2 separate regions of the Homo sapiens genome follow, and region 2 is linked to region 1. The links are chromatin contacts, found by Hi-C or POLR2A ChIA-PET in ENCODE. All regions are on one chromosome and are shown on one strand. The core of a region is the stretch at or near the end of the contact, and the rest is flanking DNA. Distances in the headings are between cores, read along the strand shown.

Region 1 (3,922 bases), core at 503-3,002:
ATTGTTATGCAACCATTCAGTATTATTTTTCCATAAATCAAGGTAACGCCTAATGAAGTCCGAGTCTTTAAATCAAGCAGCCTTTTCCTATTTGGAACATAAAGTTGGGCTGTTGCCAGGAGCTCCGGGAAGCAGAGGGCCACAAGTAGCGTTTCAATAAGGAACGTAAGTGCCCATTCACCGGCACCGGATGCAGGCTGGTGGGTCAAGCCCACTCGCCAATATTGTCAAGTCAGTCTTAGGGGAGCTTCGCATTAGCACTGACAGTGATGGACTGCAGCTGGGGCTCAAGAGCAGCCCATGCGCTTCTGCTGGGAGAGGGACGTGGGGAACAGGCAGCTGTTTTGGCCTCCCGGGGCTGCCATCACAAAGTGCCACTGGCTGGTGGCCTCACCGCAGACCTTTATTGTCTTATATTCTGCGGGCCGGAAGTCTGGGATCAAGGCGTGGGCAGGGTTATGTCTTCCGGGGACCTTCTCCCGGGCTTGTCGATGGCCGTCTTCTCGCCATGCCCTCAGAGGGTCATCCCTCTGGGCATACCTGTGTCCTAATCTCCTCTCCTTTTTCTTTCTTTATTTAGTTTTAGAGACAGGATCTTGCTGTGTTGCCCAGATTGGAGTGCAGTGGCACAATCATGGCTCACCGAAGCCCCACATTCCTAGTGCTCAAGCGATCCTCTTGCCTCAGCCTCCCAGGCTCCCAAGTAGCTGGGACTACGGGTGCACCTCACCATGCCTGGCTAATTTTTAAAATTTTTTGTAGAGATGGGGGTCTCACCATGTTGCTCAGGCTGGTCTCGAACATCTGGGCTTGAGCAATCCTCCTGCTTTGGCCTCCCAAACTGTTGGGAGCCACCTTGCTAGGCCCTAGTCTCCTTTTCTTATAGGACACCAGTCATACAAGAGTAGGGCCCACCCTCATGACCTCATTTTGAATGAATTACCTGTTTAAAGACCCTCTCTCAGCCAGGTGCAGTGGCTCAGGCCTGTAATCCCAACACTTTGGGAGGCCGAGGCAGGTAGATCACTTGAGGTCAGGAGTTCAAGACCAGCCTGGTGAAATCCCGTCTCTACTAAAAATACAAAAAATTAGCCAGGCGTGGTGGTGCGCACCTGTAGTCCCAGCTACTTAGGAGGCTGAGGCACAAGAATCTCTTGAACCCAGGTGGCAGAGGTTGCAGTGAGCTAAGATTGCACCACTGCACTCCAGCCTGGTCAACAGAGCAAGACTCCGTCTCAAAAAAGAAAGAAAGAAAAAGATCTATCCAAATACAGCCATATGGGGTTGGGACTGGGTGGTTAGGAGTTCAACATAGGAACTTGGGAGGGAGGCCATAAATCAGCCTATAACAGGGGAAGCACAGAAAAATCTTGGCATCATTTTGCTGTTGTAAAAGAAAATGGAAAGGAAGGAAGGAATAGATATTGGGTGATTCCCGGCTGTTTTCCCGCCATGACTCAGCTGGTGCAGCATCTCCATCAGGCCAGCCCAGGCACTCCAGCATGGCCTGACCCTTGGACGGACAGGTGTGAGGGTGTGAGGGATGGAGGTCTGCATCCAAGACACCCCCAGAGACCCCTGAGGTGAGTGTGTGTGCAAATGAGCTGGCCAAGGGGCTGGATTTGCATTCTTGATGTTTTCTGCAGAGACAGAGCAGGTGGAGGAAGTGGGAGGCAGCTGGTGGGGAAAAGCCAACAAGCTTAGCTTCATTTTCAGTTCTCTGCAGCGGGGCAGCTGCTTATCTGCTGGAGGCTCAGATCCTCCATCTCTAAGGTAATGATACCCTCATCTCACATGTCCTCGAGAGGATTAACTAACTACAGCATCGTCTGCCAGGAAAGCCCAACACAGAGCCTGCCTGGTCCACAGCGCCTGGGAGCTGTCATTGTCTGCCCTCTTCCCAGCATCCCAGACTCATGCTTTCATCCAGGGCTCTGGGTACAGGGAGAGGAGGTATGGGTGGCTGGAGTCAGAGACCTAGGCACAGCTTCCTGGTCACAGTGGATTTGCACTGGAAACAAGAATGTTCTGTACTCACTGCCTTTGCAGAGTTCACATCTCAACTATGAATGACAGTGACTGAAAAGGGGCTTGATCCAGCCCCGACATCTTCTGGGTGCACATTCCCCAACTTTCTTCCCACCACGGGGAGGAAGGAGTGGGAACCAAAGGCAAATAAGTATTAGAACAATGGCAATTCAATGTCTTTGAAGACTCGAAGTAGTTGGGTGACGGAGTCACAGCATACACAATTGTGCTGGGGCCCTGTGATGTCCTGGAGTGTGCTATGATTCACATCACCCTCTTCACGATCTAGAGATGGGCCACAGGGACATTACCACGCACCTCGCAGCCCAGAGGTCACTTTCAGGTACCACCAGGTGCCATCTGGAATGGGGATAAACATTTGGGGCCATCAGTTGGTTCAGGAGGCTGTGAGGTCACATGGAACAGACAGCATCGGAAACCCCCAACCTGGATTCTGGGAGGCAGTGTGGCTGACAGCTCTGCAGGGACATGCCGCTTGACCATGAGTGGCTTTTTCATACTTTCTATATTTCAATGTTAGAGAGAAGAAAAAGCACTATTTAGCTGGGAACAATGGCTCACACCTGTCATCCCAGCACTTTGGGAGGCTGAGGCAGGAGGATCAGCTGAGCCTAGGAGGTCAAAGCTGCAGTGAGCTAGGATTGAAACTCTGCACCCCAGCCTGAGTGACTGAAAGTGAGACCCTGTCTATTAAGAAAAGAAAAGAAAAAAAGGCTGGGCATGGTGGCTCATGCCTGTAATCCCAGCACTTTGGGAGGCTGAGGTGGGTGGATCACCTGAGGTCAGGAGTTCAAGACCATCCTGCCCAACATGGTGAAACCCCATCTCTACTAAAAATACAAAAATTAGCTGGGCGTGGTGGTGCATGCCTGTAATCCCAGCTACTCAGGAGGCTGAGGCAGGAGAATCGCTTGAACCCAGGAGGCGGAGGATGCAGTGAGCCAGGATCGTGCCACTGCACTCCAGCCTGGGTGACAGAGCGAGACTCCATCTCAAAAAGAAAAATAAAAAAGAAAGAGAAAGAAAGAAAATATGATTTATCTGCCCTGTCACCAAGAAAAAAAAAGAAAGAGAGAGAGAAAGAAAGAAAGAAAGAAAGAAAGAAGGAAAGAAAATACGATTTATCTGCCCTGCCATCAATTTGTCACTTTGAGAAAGAAAACAAGAAAAGGTTCTTGCCACAACAGACATACAAAGCATAATCTGCCGGTTTGGGAGGAAAGAGCCTTTTCCAGGGACTTTCTAGAAAGGCCTCTCTTGTTACCTGGCCTGTCAAGGTGTGTGGGGGCGGGAAATGCCGCTCTGCACCGACCCTGGCGCGGCCTGGAGCTACTGGCCCGGGACCTGGAATGGAGCAGGATTCCCACGTGCCCTTCGCGGGCTGTGCAAAGGGCGGCCAGGCAACCGCAGGAGACAGTCTCTCTAACGAGTAGAAACTTTTCTTACTTTTAGCAAACCAGCAATGCTTACTCTCTCAAATGGGGTCTTCTCTTTTAGAATCAACATTAGAACCTGACTCTGCCCCCCATGACATAGGCCCCAAAGAAAGACATCCAGGAACCAGCGTTCCTACGCTATGCTCCCTTTCCTTCAGGTGAGGGCATCGGCTTTAGCAATCTCAGGGACAACACTCACTTTTGCATGAAGAACTTTCATAAACTCCACACCTGAGTTTCAGGCTGGAAAGAAATCAAGAAAAGCCAGTGAAATTTGATCACAGAACGCCCCAGCTCAGCAATGCATCACCAGAAGTAATAGAACCTCCTGCAGGGTTCTGACCCCCTCCCTCCCCCTGCCAACACGTTTTTAACAAAAGCCAGACCGCAGGGACTACATCAAACCTTAACACTTCTGCTCATCAGAGGACTCAGTC
Region 2 (3,922 bases), core at 797-3,296, 200 kb after region 1:
GGCAGGCAGATCACTTGAGGTTAGGAGTTCAAGACCAGTCTGGCCAACATGGCAAAAATGCGTCTCTACTAAAAATACAAAAATTAGCCAGGTGTGGTGGCATGTACCTGTAGTCCCAGCAACTCGGGAGGCTGAGGCAGGAGAATTGCTTGAAACCCAGAGTGGGAGGTTGCAGTGAGCTGAGGTCGCATCACTGCGGTCCAGCCTGGGTGACAGAGCAAGACTCCATCTCATACACACACACACACAAAAGAGTTAAGAGAGAACAGAAGGATGAGTTCCAGTCTAAGGGCAGAGTTGCTATCTACTGAGCTCAGTAAGACTGTGAAAGAAGTTAGGAAAAATTAGAAAATGCACAAAGGAAAACACATTGTTAAAACTTTTAATGTGGTCTTTCAAACCATTTGGAAAAAAACAACTGGGTGATTTTGTGATTTTAGAAGACGCATTTAGTGTATGCACATTATACAAGTGTCTGAATTTTTTTAAGACTTTAACCAAATCCCCATCAGTCACCATAGCAAATCCAATGTCTTTGGTGTGTAGCCTCCCTTACAGACCTTGCATTGTACAGATAACTGGCATAGCTAAAATGTTGCTGTGCATTTTTTTTTTTTTTTTTGAGACGGAGTTTCGCTTTTGTTGCCCAGGCTGGAGTGCAATGGTGCAACCTCGGCTCACTGCAATCTCTGCCTCCAGGGTTCAAGCGATTCTCCTGCCTCAGCCTTCCGATTAGCTGGGATTACAGGCACTTGCCACCACACCCAATAAATTTTTTGTATTTTTAGTAGAGATGGGGTTTCACCATGTTGGCCAGGCTGGTTTTGAACTCCTGACCTCAGGTGATCCACCCGCCTCGACCTCCCAAAGTGCTGGGATTACAGGCGTGAGCCACTGCGCCCAGCCTGCTGTGCATTTTTCACTTAAATAGTATTGTAGGTTTGTTGTCTTCTTAATTGTGGTTATTGTTGAGCTAGCAGATTTTTCCCACTATGGAAATGTAGCTTTTAATTTTCTAATGGAAGTAGGTGGAAGGGACTAGATTTATAGGAGTACATTTTGCAGATAACTTTTTGTTGTTAAATTTAAGGGATGTAAGTGCAGTTTTGTTACATGGATATATTGCTTAGTGATGAAGTCTGGGCTTTTAGTGCAACCATCACCTGAATAATATACATTGTACCCTTGCAGATAACTTTTTTTTTTAAAGACAAGGTCTTACTTTGTCGCTCAGAATGGAGTACAGTGGCATGACCATAGTTCACTGCAGCCTTGAGCTCCTGGGCTCAAGCAATCCTCCTGTGCAGATACTTTTTAGGGAATACCTCTGTTTTGCAAAATGAGGGGGGAAAGAAGTATTAAGAAACAGAAATGCCTTTCGTCAAAACTTTTTTGTTTTTTGGGGTTTTGTTTGTTTGTTTGTTTTTTGTTTTGGTTTGGTTTTTTTTTTTTTTTTTTTGAGACAGTTTTTTTTGTTGCCCAGGCTGCAGTGCAGTGGCGTGATCACGGCTCACTGCAGCCTCGACCTCCCGAGCTCAATAGATCCTCCCACCTCAGCCTCCTGAGTAGCTGAGACTACAGGCTTGCACCACCACTACTGGGTAATTTTTGTTTTTTGTTTTTAATTTGTAGAGATGGGGTTCACCATGTTGCCTAAAGTGGTCTCGAATTCCTCAGAGCAAGTGATCTGCCTGCCTTGGCCTCCCAAAGTGCTGGGATTACAGGAGTGAGCCACTGCGCCCAATCTCAAAACTTTGTTGATTATATGTTGGCAGATGCTTCAGGAGAAGTGATTAAGGTCTCCTAAATGATATACCTGTGACACTTTTCCACTTTAGTTTGTGGCGCGTGCACACACACACACACACACACACACACACAATGGTTGTATGGTGCAACAGCTTCCTTCCTGTGCTATGTTTTCAATCTCTTAGGCATCTGACACCTATGAGATGTCATTGTGTCATGCTTACTAAAGAAGATGGGGATAAGTTTTTGTGGTCGAAAGTGGTAGAGATAACAGCAGCAGATGGCTGTGAACCAGCCAAGGGTGTGCTTCCCACCTGCAGGCAGTTGGCGAAATCTGAGTCCCCACAGCAGTAGATCAGGAGCCTGCCTTCCAAAGATTGTTACACCAGTGATACTGAAGGTGTTTGAATGTAGTGCTTCTGTCATGAGCTTTCTCCAGCCATTCAACAGCAACAAGTTTTTATTGTTGTGCCTGTTATGTGCCAAGCCACAGCTCTGGGTCCTGAGGATGAATTAGTGAATAAAACAGACAAAAGAGCTGATCTACTTACTGGAGTTTACATTCTAGTGGGCAGAGTAGACAGACATACAATAAAGGAAATTAATATGTAAGAAATTCCCGAGGAAATAAATAGATCAGGACTAAGGGGATTTGTTGTGCCACATTGGGGAAATAATCCTTTAAATTAAAGTTGTTAGAGTAGGCCTCAATGTGAGGGTGACATTGAGCAAAGACCTGAAGGAGGCAAGGAAGAGTCAGTACAAGGCCCAAGATAGGAGCGCACCTGGTACAGTCCAAGAAAAGAGGAAGACCAGCGATGGTGGGGGTTAGTAGGAGATGAGGTCAGAAAAGTCGTGGGGGCGGGGTGGCCATTGTGCAAGGATTGTTGGCCTCTCCTCTCAAGGTCTGGCCTTAACTGTGTTGGGGCAGACAGTGGGTAGAGCAGGTTTCTTGGAAAGATCAGACCGTTATAGAGAAGATCAGGGTGAGGTGTCTAGAAGGCAGTCAGCCATAGGAGTTACTTGCATATAGGTCACATTAGTGTGTTTGGCTGATGAGTTTCTCCAGAGGGATTGCTTGTTATAGAGTGTGCATATTGTCACCTGCACATGAAAAGAATCATTTTTATTATGACCTAACCTCTGGTGTTTGGATATTTACCTCTACTGCCTTATATATTAGTACACACACATATATATCGTTTTTTAAAAACAGGCCTTGTGTGTGTGTGTGTGTGTGTGTGTGTTTATTTCTTATCGAGATGATTATAGATTCACACCGAATTGTATGAAATACTGAGAAGGTACTTCTGGACTTAGTCCAGTTTCTCCCAATGTTAACATTTTGCAAAACTATAGTTGACATTGACATATGCTACCTATTTTTTAAAATTTATTTCCCCAGTTTTGTTTGTACTTATTTGTGCGTGTGTATGTTTAGTTCTATACAATTTTGTCACCTGTGCAGGTTCATGTATCTACCACTGCAGTCGAGATGCTGAACAGTTCCAACAATTTTTATATATTTTTTATTTTTATTTTTTTGAGACAGAGTCTCGCTCTGTTGCCCAGGCTGGAACAGGCGCGATCTCGGCTCACTGCAAGCTCCGCCTCCCAGGTTCATGCCATTCTCCTGCCTCAGCCTCCCAAGTAGCTGGGACTACAGGCGCCTGCCACCACCATGCCTGGCAATTTTTTTTTTTTGTATTTTTAATAGAGACGGGGTTTCACCGTGTTAGTCAGGATGGTCTCAATCTCCTGACCTCATGATCCACCCGCCTCAGCCTCCCAAAGTGTTGGGATTACAGGTGTGAGCCACCGCACCCCGCCAACAATTTTTATAATTACACCCACCTCCCTCCTACACTCCTCCATTTTATTTATTTTTATTTTTGGTTTTGTTTGGTTTTTATTAGCATTTTAAAAATTGTGGTCAGATATTCACAATATAAAATTTACTATCTTAATCATTTTTAAGTATGTAATTCAGTACTGTCACAATTCACATTATTGTGCAGCCAGTCTCCGGAACATTTTCATCTTGCAAACCTTTATACCAATTAAGCAACAACTCCCTATTTTCCCCTCAACTCAGACGTAGGCAACCACCATTCTACTTTGTGTTTCTATGAATTTGACTATTCATAGATAGCTCATATAAGTGGAATCCTAT

Evidence for each region. A loop is a pair of places that touch in the nucleus more often than their neighbours do. ChIA-PET counts read pairs that join two places held with the same protein, here RNA polymerase II (POLR2A). Pooled maps may share reads with other maps.
Region 2: a pooled map shows a loop between it and region 1 (3-fold over the local background). The contact joins two enhancer-like sites. A Hi-C loop is called at or near these places in 2 of 168 maps with a recorded cell type or tissue (CD4-positive, alpha-beta T cell and HAP-1) and 3 of 50 pooled maps. POLR2A ChIA-PET finds 5 or more read pairs at or near these places in 3 of 52 experiments (AG04450, GM12878 and IMR-90).

What each region holds. Positions count from the first base shown.
Region 1 is chr22:19,617,266-19,621,187 of GRCh38, reverse strand. No RefSeq gene overlaps it. Among named protein-coding and RNA genes, the nearest start is that of LINC00895, 52 kb to the right of the region's middle. RefSeq lists enhancers at 96-857, 2,878-3,456, 3,457-3,922 and a silencer at 1,208-1,502. Within about 2 kb of position 1,752, at least 4 of the 41 ENCODE cell types and tissues checked have a DNase peak (open chromatin) inside an H3K27ac peak, as active enhancers do.
Region 2 is chr22:19,418,000-19,421,921 of GRCh38, reverse strand. All of the region lies in intron 1 of HIRA (histone cell cycle regulator), which reads left to right. Among named protein-coding and RNA genes, the nearest start is that of HIRA, 12 kb to the left of the region's middle. Within about 2 kb of position 2,046, at least 8 of the 41 ENCODE cell types and tissues checked have a DNase peak (open chromatin) inside an H3K27ac peak, as active enhancers do.